2 separate regions of the Homo sapiens genome follow, and region 1 is linked to region 2. Evidence: read pairs that join two places in POLR2A ChIA-PET (ENCODE). Cell type or tissue: HepG2. All regions are shown on one strand. Region 1 overlaps PHKB (phosphorylase kinase regulatory subunit beta). Region 2 overlaps PHKB (phosphorylase kinase regulatory subunit beta).

Region 1 (8,000 bases), 110 kb after region 2:
CTTAGTCATGGTGATAATTCAGCTTACATATTGCTGAATATTGTTTGCAAATGTGTTTTTAAGGATTTTGAATGTCAATGCTCATTTAGTTCCTCTGTATCCTTGCTGGTTTTCTGTCTAGTTGTTCTACCAATTGTTGAGAGAAAAGGAGAAAAGTGTGCAAGTATCCAACTATAACTGTGGTTTTGTCTATTCTTTCAGTTCTGTCAGTTTTATTTCACACATTTTGCAACTCTGGCGCATACACATTTAGGATTGCTATGTCTTCTTCGTGGATTGATCTTTTTCATTATGTATTATAATATCCTTCTCTGTCTCTGATAATTTTCTTTGCTCTAAAGTCTCCTTTATCTATTATTAATATAGTCACTCCTGCATTATTTTGATTGTGTGATATATCTTTTTCCATCCTTTAACTTTAAGCATGTCTATATTGTTATATTTGAGGGGACTTTTTTATAGACAATACATAGGTGAGCCATATTTTAACTCTGCAAATCTCTTTCTTTCAATTGGTGTATTTCATGCTTTTAAATTTAATTAATTTCTCATATGTTTGGGCTTCAGTCTGCCATTTTCTTTTTTATTTGTCTTTTTTAATGTTATTTTTAACTGTTTTCCACCTTTTCTTAACTTAGCTGATGCCATTTTATTGATTTTTTTGTTTGTTTATTCTATTTTTCATCTTTCTGTTTTATTTTTCCTACCTTCCTGTGGGTACTTAAAGATTTTTTTAAAATCTCTTTTTGATTTATCAATAGTGGTTTTGATTGTATCATTTTGTATAACTTTTTAGTGATTGCTGTAGGTAACACTTCAGTGTAGTGATGTCATCATTTTATTAGTTCAAATGAAGTATAGAAAACTTACTTTCATTTATGTCTTATTACCATTCTGAATTTATAATAGTTATCTTAAATATTTCCTCCATACACATTTAGAATCATATCAGACAGTGTTATAATTTTTGCTTCAACTGTCAAAATTCAAGAGGAGAAGAAACATGTATTGTATTTACCCATATTTATGCTTACCATGTTTTTTGTTTCTTTTTGGTGTTCTGATATATGTTTTTTCCTCTTTTTAAAAAATTACCTTTCTGTTTAGAGAATGGAGTTTATCCATTCTTTCAGGGTAGGTCTGCTGGTGATAGAATCTCTTATTTTCCTTCATCTGAGATTGTCTTGGTTTCTTCCTGATTGCTAAGTGATGTATTTACTGGTATAACTTTCTGAGTGGGTAGTTTTTTTCTTTCAATCACTGGAAACTCTTGTGCCACATCCTAGCCTTCATGGTTTCTAATAAACAATCCGTTGTCATTCTAATTATTTTTCCCCTATAGGTAATGTGTTATCTCTGGCTACTGTCAAGATTTTTTTCTTTGTCTTTAATTTTCAGAAGTTACGATGTGTCTTAGCATGGACATTTTAAAATTTATTCTGTTTGTGTTTCACTCAGCTTCTTGAATCTGTAGGTTTATGGCTCTTGCTAAGTGGGAATTTTCTGCTTTGCCCTCTGTCTCTCTCCTTTAGGAACTCAGGTGACATGAATGTTAGATACTTTGTTATGATCCCACAAATCCCTGAGGCGCTGATCATTTTTTTCCATTCTATTTTCTTTGTTTTGATCAAATTGGATAATTTCTGTTGTTCTGTCTTCCAGTTTGTTTATTCTTTCCTCTGTCCTCATCATTCTGCTGTTGAGCCTATCTACTGAACTTTTTATTTACACTATTATATTTCTCAATTTTAAAAACTTTGCTGATACTTTCTGTTTCTTACTTAAGGATTTCTGGTTTTTTGATTTGTTTCAAGCATGTTCGTAATTGCTTATTGAAGCACTTTTATCATGGCTGCTTTAAAATCTTTGTCAGATAATTCTAACAACTCTTTCTTCTCAACGTTAGCATCCATTGATTGTATTTTTTTCATTTGGTTTGAGATCTTTCAGTTTCCAGGTATGAGGAGTGTTTTTTGATTGACGTATAGGTATTTTGGGCATAATAGTATAAGACCCTAGATCTTATTTTAACTTTCTGTTTTAGCTGTATTTTCTTATACCACTCTGGTAGAAGAAGGGGTGAGGGCACATCACCTCATTACTGCCAGGTAGGAATATAAGGCCATTATTTTTGTTGACATCCAGGTCCCCAGTAGGCCTCCACTAATACCTCCTTGCTGGGAAATATAGGAGTGCTTCATTACTGGTTCTCATTTGGCCTCCATTTATAGGGCAGGAGAAAAGGTGTGACCTCTTGATTGGTGATGAAATGGTTTCTTATCACCTATTGGAAATGAAAGTGTTGACTTCTTCCTTGTAGTTTTCTGACACCACCATGACTAAGAGAGTTGGGAGTTGAGCATTGTGCCTCATGATAGACTCAGGAATGTAGAAGTCTCGGTTTCTACTCAGCCTTTGCTGGAATGGATGGGGGTAGGGTAAAGTTTTTTCTGAGTGGTTATTGTCTAAAAGTTTTATTTTTGCTAGGCTGCTCTTCTCCTGTCCTTTGGCTAGAGAGACAGGCTTTTGTTGGGGATTTTTTGTATGCATGTGCTGGCATTTCTCAGTGGTTGGCTCCTTTGACTTTAAGACTGGTATAAATAAGGCAAAAAGGAAACCCAGGGCAGTTACCATAGTGTCGTTCATAGAGTCCTGAAGTTCATAGCTAGACTGCCTTCTACCCATGTTTCTAAGTCTTTTTGTGTTTGTTTTATATGTAATGTCCAAGCTTCTTGGTTGTACTTAGTGAGAAGACTAGGGAAAATTATGTCTACTCCATCTTCCCATCCATGTATCTTTAAAATAAGTGTCTGACCTATTTATTGTCCTGCAATAAAAGTGATGATTTCTTAAAAACAGGTTATGAAACAACTTATAGGATGTAGATGATGATGACATGAATAGCTTAGAACAGTAGCTCTCAAACTTAAAGTGCATTCAAACACCTGGAAGGCTTTTTAACACTGATTATGGAGCCCTACTCCCAAGAAGAAATGGGAACTAGCATTTCTAACAAGTTCCCAGGTAATACTGAAGGTGCTGCTCTGGGGACCATAGTTTGATAATCTGTTTCAGAGAAATGCTGAATAGATGACAGATCATTAGCTTTAAATGATATTAATGGCAAATACACTTGCTTTGAGTAAAACAAATAAAAATTTGTAATAATTAAACTGAGTATTAGATATAAAATATTTAAAGGTAGATACTTAAAAGATGATATCATATTTTTAATGAAATGGGTCTTCCCATTTTCCAGCACTATAGTATATGGCATTTGAGAGGCCAAAAGAGTAGGACACTAAGGGAAATAGTATTCATTTTATTATAAAGGGAAGAATATAGCAAAAAATAAGAGATAAGGTGATCAGTTGTTCTGTGAGCATAAAATAATGCCTATTTTTTGGATGTTAGGCAAGAGTGTTTGAAGGATACTTTAAGCCACACTCTGATAGTTGTATGATATGCAAGATCTTTCTTAAGACTCAGATTTGATGTCAGAAAAGCTCCATTACATTGATCTGAACTAATGATTTCCTGCTAATTACTGCACTTATCATCATAATATACCTTCCTCTAAAGTTCGTCTTTTTTTCTTGAGTTAGTGAATAAAAATGATTCTGGAATTAAAACTACTCCCATCAATAGTATGACCATTAGTTTAGATCAAGGTGAACCTAGAAATATTTTTCCCAGGTGATCACTAACTATAAAAAAGAAAAATTAAAATAGTGAAATGTCAGAATGAGGTCTCTTAGACATTATTCTTCTTACAGAAGTTGTTATAAATGTTAATAAAGAAATTTGCTCGTGAATATTCATCAGATAATGGTTCTGATTTTGTAGCCACATACATTAGAGTAATAAAGCATTTCCTTTTCTCTTTTAGCTCGGTTGGTTTAGCAAAAGCAGCTCTAGAAGCAATTAATGGATTCAACCTTTTTGGCAACCAGGTAAAAAATAAGACCCCCAGAATCTTTGATTATTTGAATTGCACATTTAATTAATTTGGCTATTCATTAACAAAGTCATTTCCTTATAATCAGAGAATGTCCAAAATTTATGTAGAAGCTCATGCTTGAACTTTTCCTTTGAAAATGATTTGCCAGTTAAATTTTAGTTTTCTAACTAAAGACCATTGCTTAATTTCTTTAAAAAAAAAAAAAAAAAGAAAATTTTTTTTGATAAAGAATTCTGATTTCCTTGGTTCAGTGACTTTTCCCTCAAATCTATTACTCATTTTGTAGAAGGTTTCACATTTTTTAATGTATTTGGCATTGTATATATATATTTTTATGTCAGTTTTCATGTTGGTTTCAATGTAATGTATTTCAATGTATATCTCATGTAGAAGAGAATTTGTGTGATGTGTTTAGCCAGATAATTGGGAGTTTTGATCCTAGCTTCACCTTCAACTGGCTATAATCAAATGTCTAAAATCTCATTTTCTCTGGGGATGAAAAAAAAACCCTGAAGGTCGTCTTAAATTTTCATTAGATCTTTAACCAGTTTTTATACTGAAAGAATCTAATCAAGTGACCATGGATTGAGTTGTCAGTGGAAAGGAATAAAATGTAGGAATAGAGGTTACTACTCTGGATCAAGAAGTAGGCCAATTTTCTTTAGCAGTTTTTATAAAGATTCCTAAGATGGTGAAGTAAAGTGAAGTTTCTAACTGAGAATAAAATTAATCCTAAGCTACTGAAATGCTAAGTCAGTAAAGAAACATTTTAGGAGGTTACACAGTTGTGCAAAAAAAACGACATGGTTTTTGTTATGGCAATTATAATACTATCTACTCAAGTCTTGAATTTAAGAATGTTTTTAATTGTAGTATATTAATGCAGCCACCTCTCTTCTCCTTCTTACGTACACAAGCACTCTTCTCATCCCAACTCCCTCTAGAGGATGGATGGGCTCTGTCTATATGAAGGTCATGAGGAATTACCACACACTCTGGATCACCCATTTTCATATTCCTGGATGGATGGATGGATGGATGAATAGATAGACAGACAGGAGTAGGAGGATAAAATGACTTTAAAGAATGGCATTATATTAGGGGTCAGGAGACAGGATCACTGCATGCTCTGTACTCAATTCCACCAGTGAGTATGGCTATTTAACTAAGCCTCAGCTTCCTCGTCTAAAAAAATAAAGATAATGATAATAGGACCTAACTCAGGAGGTTTTCATGCAAATAAAAGTTAGTTAGCATAGTGCTTTGCAGAGATTAAACTTTTAATAAATGCCATCTCTTGTTGCTATTGTTTTTTTTATTTTTGTTTTTTGAGACAAAGTCTCGCTCTTGTCTCCCAGGCTGGAGTGCGATGGCGCGATCTCGGCTCACTGCGACCTCCGCCTCCCGGGTTCAAGCAGTTCTTCTGCCTCGGACCCCCGAGTAGCTGGGATTACAGGCGGCTGCCACCACGCCCGGCTAATTTTTGTATTTTTAGTTGAGACGGGGTTTCACCATGTTGGCCAGGCTGGTCTCGAACTCCTGACCTCAGGTGATCCACCCATCTCGGCCTCCCAAAGTGCTGGGATCACAGGCATGAGCCACTATGCGCGGCCGACTCTTGTTGCTATTATTTATGAAGTAATAGTAATACAAAGGAAGGGAAATGAGAAAGAACTGAAAGCTTTCTAGAGCATATATCAAGGAGACTGAGAGGAGGCATGGATTAAACCAGAGCTGATGTTAACAGCAGTCTGGAAAGGTACAGGTCTTGCTAACCTGGCTTCTGTGACATACCAAATACTGAGCTGAATGGAGCTGAGTGTCTCTTGGTTGGCTGTTACATGGTAGTAGCCAGCTCTTTTTTGCAATAGTGTCATCTCCTTTGAAGTACCTGAGTCTTAGTGTATGTTGCTTACATACCTGTATGCACCCCTTCCTATTGTGTGTATACTCACACACATACATACAAGCTACATTTCCTAACTCTACCCATCTTTCAGTGCTCTACTTTTCCCAGGAAGCTTTCATAAATTGCTCAGCTATAATTCTAAAATCGCTAAATTACTTTACTCTGCATTTGGATTCTGAGTTATAACTGTATTGCTGATATTGTTCCTCAGCCAGTTTCTCAATCTTGACTATGCATTGGAATCATTTGAGGAATTAAAAAAAATACTCATATATGAGCTCTACTTCCAGGGATTCTGATTTAATTGGTGTAGGGGGAGGCCTTGGCATTGAGATTTTTTGGAACTTCTCAGGAATTCTAATATACAATCAAGGGCGAGAACAACTGCTCTAAGCCGAGTTAATTTTTGGCCTTGTTCAGGTCACGTCTATTTCCAGTGGAGCTATGCACCAAATATTTGCTGAATTGACTACTACTTGATTGTTTCAGATAGAAATATGGACAGATAATGTCTTCTTTCTTTCTTTCTTTCTTTTTTGAGACAGCTTCTTGCTCTTGTCACCCAGGCTGGAGTGCAGTGGCACGATCTCGGCTCACTGCAATCTCCACCTCCTGGGTTCAAGCGATTCTCCTGCCTCAGCCTCCCGAGTAGCTGGGAGTACAGGCATGTGCCACCACACCCGACTAATTTTTGGATTTTTAATAGAGGTGGGGTTTCACCACGTTGGCCAGGCTGGTCTTGAACTCCTTACCTCAGGTGATCCACCCGCCTTGGCCTCCCAAAGTGCTGGGATTACAGCCATGAGCCACCACGCCGGGCCATGTCTTATTTCTTTAGCCACAAGAATATCACATGTTGCCAGTAAAGTCCCTTCATCTTCCATTTTTACAAGGTAGTGTCAGTGTCCTTGTTTTACAAATTCCCTTTCGTCTCTTTTTTCTGATGTGGAGAATTGCAGAAATATGACTTTGAAAATGTTACTATTACCACCTCTACAGCAGTTAAATTAATAATGTGCCTGCTAAACAGTGGCACATTTAAAAGTGCATGTGATCTTTTTAGTGTTTAATCATTTTATAATGTCATTGTATATACTTAAAAGAGCTGTGATCTAATTAAAAGTCAGTTGCTGGGAAAAGAATTGACATAAAGAAATGCTTTTATTCAAATGAAAATCCATAGAAACCACCTCAAGACTTGAGGGATTTCAGATCATATTGATATTCACTGTTATTTCTAAAGGCCATTGGTATAAGGTTTTGGAAGACCTGATCGTGTGTCTTTAACTAAATTAATTAGAACTTTCAAAAAGTACATTCCTTCTTGGTGGCAACTCAAGAGAGATGGTAGAGCCCCTCTCTCAAAATGAATGATCGGAAGATTGAGGTAGTGTTTCTCAGATCACACCACACAGGGGCAAAACCAGGAGTAAAACCAATGCCACTCCATAATGAATCTATTAATAGAAGATCAATTTGTTGGTATGGGAAATTTCAGCTGTTGGACACTTTCTACTTTTAGAATTGGGAGCTGTGCATTTTCTTTGAAAACTCTTAAGCTGTTTTTTGCTTAATAATTATTGAGCTTCTGAAAGAGGTATCCATTTCACAAATAGTGTGAAAGGCTTGCCTTTTGCCCCTGGCTTCAGCATATGAGATAAAACAAATGTTAATTTTATTTTTACGGGCAGTTGTTGGGTGGTAAAGTTTTTTGCTTTGGTTATGATTATTATGCGTTCCTATACTTCCTCCTTTTTTTCCAATAATAACTTATTATTCAAGGAAAAAAAAAACACTTTAAATCTTTTTCTGAAACTATTTTCCAAATTTATTTTTCTTTGGGACACTGAGAATAAGATGTGATAAAAAGGCCTAGTTTCCATAATGATTTGTTTACAATAAAAGCCAATTTGGGGCAGAGCTACATTTAGAAACATATATAATCCTCAATATGGGAATCACATATTTCATCATGATCTCAAATATATTCTGTATAAATTTCATGACAAATATATTTAAATATTATTTAAATAATGTTTGATAATATTTAAACAGTAATATTTTAGTCTATCAGAATTTATTTTCATCAAATGTCATAGTCATAGTAAGCAACAGTTTTGTGATTCCTGG
Region 2 (8,000 bases):
GAACTTTGCTACTAGAGCCATAACCTCTCCTTGTACAATCACCCTAGTCAATGCACACTATTGTTGCCTGGGTGATTTTTCTAAAATGAACTAACCCTTAAGTGGTTACTTAACACCACTCATCAGCTCTCTGTCTCCTGCAGGGTTGAAGTAGGGACTTCAAGGAAAGCCTCTCTGGAAGTGATATTTAACTCCTAGAAATAGGAATCAGTGGAGAAGTTGGGGTAAGGAGGACTCTAGGCTGAGGATCCTGGGGCTAGATAGAGCTGGGTATTTAAAGCGTACTGAAAAGGCCATTATGGGTAAAGCATTGTGAATGACAGGAATGGGTGAGAGGAAGGCCTGGGATGGGCAGGGTCTTGGGAGCCTTGAAGATGTTTGAATTTTATTATAAATGGAAGGGAAGGTGAAAATTTGAAGCAGTGGAGTTGTAAGGCTGGATTAGTATTTTATGATGATTCTCTGTCTGTTATGTAAAAATAGACTGGAAGGTGACAAAAAGGCGGGGAGCAACCTCATGGCCGAAGCTGTGTGTCATATAGCTCTATGTTTAACACCTGGCACCATGCTGGGTGCATAGGGCCACTCAATCTATGTTTGATAGTGAATGGCTGTGAAGGCACAGATATTGAGTATATCATCATTCTGGATTCAGAAGATGTGGCCACCTTGATTATGCATTAGAATCTACATATCTCTGACTCAGTAAACTCACTTTTGGAAGAATATTCCTGTGGCCCATTTCCTGTTAAACGGAGAATAAACTAACTTTAGAAAGTGAGTTTATTGAATCAGAGGTATAAATGGTAGGTAGGTTCTAATGCATAATTAATTAAGGTGCATATATACAAATATAAAATGTATATGTGTCACGAGGTCAGGAGATCGAGACCACCCTGGCTAACGTGGTGAAACCCCCTCTCTACTAAAAATACAAAGAAATTAGCCGGGTATGGTGGCGGGCGCCTGTAGTCCCAGCTACTCGCAAGGCTGAGGCAGGAGAATGGCGTGAACCCGGGAGGCGGGTCTTGCATTGAGCTGAGATTGCACCACTGCACTCCAGCCTGGGTGACAGAGAGAGACTCCGTCTCAAAAAATAAAAAGTATATGTGCGAAATACATGTGTGTGTATATATAGTAAAATCTTAGATACAGTTAGTTTTATATCATGATGCTATTCTGTTTTCACATTTTAAAATGGCATATTGACCCTTCTATTCTGAGGAATAGTCTGCAAAGCTACACAAGGTCCTTGATTCTTTGCTTGATTCAGGCAGAAGGATGCATTTAGACATTTAATTTACCTCTGAACAGATAATGGACTTTTAGAAAATATATGCAATTAAGACATATCTTTTATGGTTTTGGGACACATCTATTTTCAAATCCCTGATTAGAAAACAACTGCCCATTGCGGTGGCTCATGCCTGTAATCCTAGCACTTCAAAAGGCCAAGGCAGGCGGGCTGCTTGAGCCCAATTTGAGACTAGCCTGTGCAACATGACGAAACCATCTCTACAAAAAATACAAAAATTAGGCTGGGTGCGGTGGCTCACGCCTGTAATCGCAGCACTTTGGGAGGCCGAGACGGGCGGATCACGAGATCAGGAGATCGAGACCATTCTGGCTAACACAGTGAAACCTCGTCTCTACTAAAAATACAAAAAAGTTAGCGAGGCGTGGTGGTGGGCACCTGTAATCCCAACTACTCGGGAGGCCGGGCAGGAGAATGGCGTGAACCCAGGAGGCGGAGCTTGCAGTGAGCCGAGATCGTGCCACTGCACTCCAGCCTGGGCGACAGGGCGAGACTCCATCTCAAAAAAAAAACAAAAATTAGCCAGGTGTTGTGGTGCCTGGGATGGCTGGTTGGAGGTTGTGGCAGGAGGGACAGCTTGAGCCCGAAAGGTTGAGGCTACAGTGAGGTCGCACCACTGCACTCCAGCCTGGGTGACAGAGTGAGACCCTGTCTCAAAAATAAATAAAAAGAAAACAAGTAATAGAAAATTGTAACTGCATATATTACATATTTAGTCTTGAAGATGCTTTCTGATGGTTCATTGTAGCTTCTAGGATCTGTGTTTTTTTTTTTGTTTGTTTGTTTGTTTGTTTTTGTTTTTGAGACAGGGTCTTGCTCTCTCACCCAGGCTGGAGTGGAGTACAGTGGCACTGTCACAGTTCACTGCAGCCTCGGTCTCCTGTGCTCAAGCATTCCCTTCTGCTGGGCCTATAGGTGTGCACTACCATGCCTGGCTAATTTTTTTTTTTTTTTTTTTTTTTTTTTTTTTTTTATTGTAGAGACAAGTCCTCACTATTTTGCCCAGGCTGGTCTGGAACTCCCAGTCTCAAGCACTCCTCCCAACTCTGCCTCCCAAAGTGCTGAGATTATAGGCGTGAGCCACTGCACCTGGCCTCTGTGATGTATTTTGAATACATTCATACTTGTTCTCATTTTCTTTTTCACATTAGGCCTTCGTTGCCTTGATTAGAAATGGTTTTTAAAAGATGAAACAATTGTTGCTGTTTTTTATTTTATTATTTGTTACCTTTTTCTTATAGACTTTATTAGTTTATTTTACCAACAATCACATGATTATTAGTCCATTAAAAAAGAATTATTCTTTATGTTTAACTTACTGGTTTTATAGCTTTCTTCTCTTTCAGTTCATATTTCACAAATTTTCTTGAGGATGTTGGTTTGTGTAGATGAACAGTTGTGGTACCTAAACATTAAGTGATTTCCAACAGCCTTAATGAGAATTTTTTTAAAGTTATTTTTAATTGACAAATAGTAATTGTATATATTTACAGGGTACAATATAATGTTTTGGTATATGCTTACAGTGTTGGATAATTAAATCAGGCTAATTAACAAATCTGGCCCCTCACATACTTACTATTTTTTCGTAATGAAAACATTTAAAGTCTACTCTTCTAGCAATTTTGAAATATATAACGTTTTATGATTATAGCCACCATTCTGTACAGTAGGTCACTGAAGCTTTTGCCTCCTATCTAACTGAAACTTTGTACCCTTTGGTCAACATTCGAGAATCTTGTGTAATAATTGAAATTTGTCATTTTTATAGGTTCTGATATATGTCATATATGCTCTTTTTTCAAAATATATATCATTGATTTTTCATTTGTCATATAAAATCTTTTAAAGTTCTGATATATGTCATATATGCTCTTTTTTCAAAATATATATCATTGATTTTTCATTTGTCATATAAAATCTTTTAAAGTTTATTGTTTTACTCCCTTTGTTATTAATAGCCTCACAGTGTTTACATGGCCCTCCTTTTTGGCAATTTAAGATTCAAGTCTTGTAGCTCAGGACTGAAATAGGCACCAGCCATAGAGATGAACACTTATGCTGTTATTTGGATTATAGATCAAGTCTTATTGCTAAAGCTGTGGATGGAGACTAGGAAGGACAGACACAGAGTCTGGGATTGGGCTGTTGAGCTGTGGATAGTTCCTCTTCGTACATATTTTAGCTACCTGGTATGTTTTGAAAATATACTCATCAGGTGCTTAACTTGTATTCTTTATTATATTTCTGTCTTCCTCCAATAGTTGAACCAGTAAATAATTTTCTGTATACTAAAAAAAAATGTGGTACATTTACTTTGTATATTAACTTTGGTTGCATTAACTTTGTCGGCTCACTTGTAAATATCTGATGATTGATAAGTTATAAATCAACAATATGTCAAAAAGAATTAGCTTGTTGTGACTTCAGTCAGTGGACTATTTTCTTGTTTTTTTTTTTTTGAGATGGAGTTTTGCTCTTGTTGCTCAGGCTAGAGTGCAATGATGCAATCTCAGCTCACTGCAACCTCCATCTCCCAGGTTCAAGCGATTCTCCTGCCTCAGCCTCCCAAGTAGCTGGGATTACAGGCATGCGCCACCATGCCCAGCCAATTTTGTATTTTTAATACAGGCAGGGTTTCACCATTTTGGCCAGGCTGGTCTCGAACTCCTGATTTCAGGTGATCCTCCCGCCTCAGCCTCCCAGAGTGCTGGTATTACAGGTGTGTGCCACTGCGCCTGGACTATTTCTTTCATGGGGTTTTCTGCTTACAGGACAGCTTATTGTTAACTTTTTATAATTCGCATCTAAACTTTTAATGGCTTCTGATTTAGGATGATTTCAGTCTCATCTTTTTTTCACTGCCTGCTAAATAAGTTTTGTCATGAATTTCCATCTTTGTAGCTAAATGGGAGTCATGCAAGTCTAACTTCAAAAATTAAGGACAAGAGACTAAACCTTTAAATTTACTGTGATCTTTGATTTTAAATGTTTTGATATAAGTGTTTGCTGATATATTTTGAAGATGGAAGTTGGGACATCTCAAGTTCTAGCATGCTTTTTCTTTCTTTTTCTATCTCGGGAACTTGACCACAGATCTCGATGTCCTAATAGAGGCAGCCTTATTATTTCCTCTGTCCTTAAGCAAAAACAATACATTTAATAAGTTTTGAGTAACGGAACATTCTATGGCTAAATGACTCCAAAGTGGGCATCACTCTTAGGCTTTGGCCAACTTGATGCTATAGATTTGATTAGGGGACTTCATCTGGAAATTTGTAGTGAGAAACCCAGATGGAACTCTAGAGAAAATACACTGTGCATCATAAGGCTTTGCTAAATGTAGGAAATAGAACCATGCCCCATTTGGTGACATTTCTCTTAGCAAATTCCCATGCTTCCAAATAACATTTAAAAATATGTCGTATTTTTAAAATAATTATTTAAAAAATAATCTTAATTAAGCAGCTTTATTTGGTATTACGGTAAGCATTGATAGAGAGTGTTAATCATTTCTATTGATGTTCTTCCTGCTTTGACAGTTTTCCTGTTCAAATTGAGCCCCTTTTAACTGTGGCTTATATAAACATGTTTATTTTATTTTTAGAGTCAGGATCTTCCTTGATCTCCCAGGCTGGAATGCAGTCGTGCAGTCATAGCTCATTGCAGCCTTGAACTTCTGGGCTCAAGTGATCTTCTTGCCTCAGCCTCATGAGTAACTGGGACTACAGGCATGTGCCACCATGCCCAGCTAATTTTTTTTTTCTTGTTTTAGGGACAGGATCTTGCTATGTTGCCCAAGCTGGTCTCAAGCTCCTGTCCTCAAGCAATCCTTTCTTCTCAGCCTCTCAAAGTGCTGGGATTATATGAGTGAGCCTTGATTTTTAAAGTGTAAGGCCTTAACTTTCATTTGTGTTAAGCAGATTTTATGTAGTCCACTGGTAGTTTTCATGATAAATATCTTTAATATAGAGGTTTTTAAAATAAAAGCGTGTTTTCTTAACTTACGTATTTCTAACAGAAATTATTTTAGTTTTGTGGAATCTTTTTATATAAATTTCTTTCTGTGCCCATTCAGAGATCCTCTTGTTTGGTTATCTTTTTTTCATGGAAATACACAGTAAGGCTCAATTAGTTTGTTATACCCACTTTATCCCAATTCTTAATAGGCTTGTAGCTTTGATAATAATCATTTGCTCAATGACCTCAAGGATAAAAAGATCTATCAGGATGTAAGGTTTTAGTTATTATAATTTGAAGAAATAAACTATTTGAGAGTTAGAATTTATCAGTGCACTCTTTCTTCTGCTGTATCTCATTTTCATTATATTGATACTTATACCTAAGACCTATACCAAATTTAAGTCCTTCTTAGTTTTTTAAATTCTACTATTTAAATATTTCTTGAATATTTCCTCCCTTATGCATTACTGGTGTCACTGTCTTAATTCAAGGCCCTAGAATGATTGTTTTGACCCAAACTAGACTTTTATGCCTAGGGCTTACTCCCTGTCTAGCAGTCATTTGCTCTGCCAACAGATATATCTTCTAGAGTTTGGATCATATGATGCCCCAGTGGCTCTTCAGTTTCTAAAGAATAAAATGCAAACCTGGAATCTGCTGTTCAGCATCCTCCCTGTTAGACTTCTGGATACCTATCCAGCCTCCTGTCTTCCTCACATTCTCTGCTGCAATGTTATTAATGTACCTGGCAGTTCCCAGGAGGGTCACTCTCTTTCTGGCTTCTGCACCTTTATCATGAAGTTCCCTCTGTATTAAATAGCCTTTCTCTGTAAGCTTGGTGCACTCCATAATCTTTTATTCTGCTCTAGTGATCTCTTGTTTTTACATATTTTCTGACAACTCCCTTCTCTGCATTTCAGGTTTCAATTAATTGCTCTACTGGTTCCCATGACATTTTATACAGGCTTCTTTTGGCTCTGATGTCACTGCATTGCTATTAGATAATTATATATCTTTTTTCTTTACTAGGCTATGAAATCCTTCAGGTCATGGACAAGATTTGTTGCAGCTTTGTATAGCCCCTGATACAAGGCTTGGTGCTGGGGACTCAATGTTGAATAATAATACAAGTTGAATGAATTAATTAATCATGTTCGAAGATTAGTACAGTTTTGGTTCAGAATGAACTTTCCAGCACTATGTGTTGTCTAATAATTTAAACTTTTTACTTGGTGAATAAAATTCAGTTTATTTATTTTCCTGCAGGTTTTGAATAAGAACATATTTTCATAGTAAAAAAAAGTCTTCTACTGGTCAAGTCCGAAAAGTTTCAAAATTCAGACTCATAAAATAAATGTAATAAATATAACAAAATACTGACCTAGGTTTATAATAGCTTTATGACGTGGTGAGGGCACTTTTGATTTTTCTATTAAACTGTGGACAGCATCTCCAAGGCCAAACTACATGGCTCTGACTGCTTTTACCCCTTGTATACAAACTTTGAGCTATCTCTGTGTACTGATTTTTTCTTTCCCTGAAGAGAAAATGGAAGAAATCACATAGATTATTCATCTACATTGTAATCCAAATGTAAGTCACCAGTAGCATGTTTATTCCTTCATGCATAGGGTGAGTCAGTGCTATTTAATAGGCCTTGTGTGTCATAGTGTGAACTTTACCTAAGATACCGAGGAATTTGAACTTAACCATTTAAATTTCAGGAATATGGTAAAGAAAGAGAAAATTATATACTTTTAAATAAAATAGAGAAAAGCTTCCTAAATCTTGCCATCTAGAGTAAGTTTCAGAATAAGAAGTGATATAACATCTATTTCTGGAAAAGTCTTGAACATAGTGCTAAATAATGCACTAGAGAAAAAAATCTATGTTTTTACCTTAGACCTCTTTAAAGCAGAGTCTAGCAATTATCATGTATTTAATTTACAAGATGAGAGTTATTTTTATTCTTGTGAACTGCAGTTGTCTTCAACTAATATGGTATTGAAATGGAAATAGAAAGAAGTGAAATCTAGGTAAAGGACAGATGCGTCAAGTAACATGACAGCTGAAATGGTTCATTTACATGGCTGACATGGACAGAGTGCAGCGACCAATACCAGAATTGCTTAGAAACCCCTTCATATTTTGGGGAAAATTGTCATTAAAGCAGTATTTCTGATTTAAATGTTACCTTGGAAGCAGGTTATATATTGCTGTGAAATTTTTTTTTTTTTTTTTTTTTGCTTTACCTGAAAAAAAGAAACAAAGCATATTTCAGTGTTTAAATCCTAGGTCTTCCACTTGCTACCAGTGTGACCTTGGTTAAGTTACTAAACCCCATTTAAAAAAAAATCTTTAGAATGATAATGATAGTACCATTATTATTAGGAGAGTTATTGTGAGGATTAAATGAAATCATATGTAAATAGCTCTCAACAGTACTTTGCGTGTGGTAAATGCTCTGATATTGTTAGTTCTTATTAGGATGCTGATAATCATACTATAATGATATTATTCTTAACCTTTTTGAGCTCTTTGGTTAAAATTAAATTTATGTGTTTATATTCATTCTGGCATGTTGCATATTGACAGCACCCACTAAGCATGGTGTTCTGGGCACACTGGTGAATTACAGTAGCATAAAGAAATGACCTTGTCCAGAATAAACAGACCAAAATAATGAATGTATTTTAAAAATATCAGATCCCTGAATAGAGTC

The links. ChIA-PET counts read pairs that join two places held together with the same protein. Peaks named below come from ENCODE experiments on the same cell type or tissue, not always from the same donor. Only the 100,000 strongest peaks of a DNase experiment are listed, where the experiment ranks them.
Region 1: POLR2A ChIA-PET joins it to region 2 with 5 read pairs; 4 of 35 experiments call an interaction of 5 or more read pairs at or near these places.

Annotation. Positions count from the first base shown.
Region 1 is chr16:47,576,406-47,584,405 of GRCh38, forward strand. It overlaps PHKB (phosphorylase kinase regulatory subunit beta), which reads left to right. Exons shown (of 31, transcript NM_000293.3): 8 at 3,890-3,953. Among named protein-coding and RNA genes, the nearest start is that of PHKB, 120 kb to the left of the region's middle. In HepG2, a CTCF peak has its summit at 4,888 (motif pointing left); a DNase peak (open chromatin) is centred at 4,906.
Region 2 is chr16:47,470,965-47,478,964 of GRCh38, forward strand. All of the region lies in intron 1 of PHKB (phosphorylase kinase regulatory subunit beta), which reads left to right. Among named protein-coding and RNA genes, the nearest start is that of PHKB, 14 kb to the left of the region's middle. In HepG2, no CTCF peak of the experiment used is centred here; DNase peaks (open chromatin) are centred at 37 and 4,987.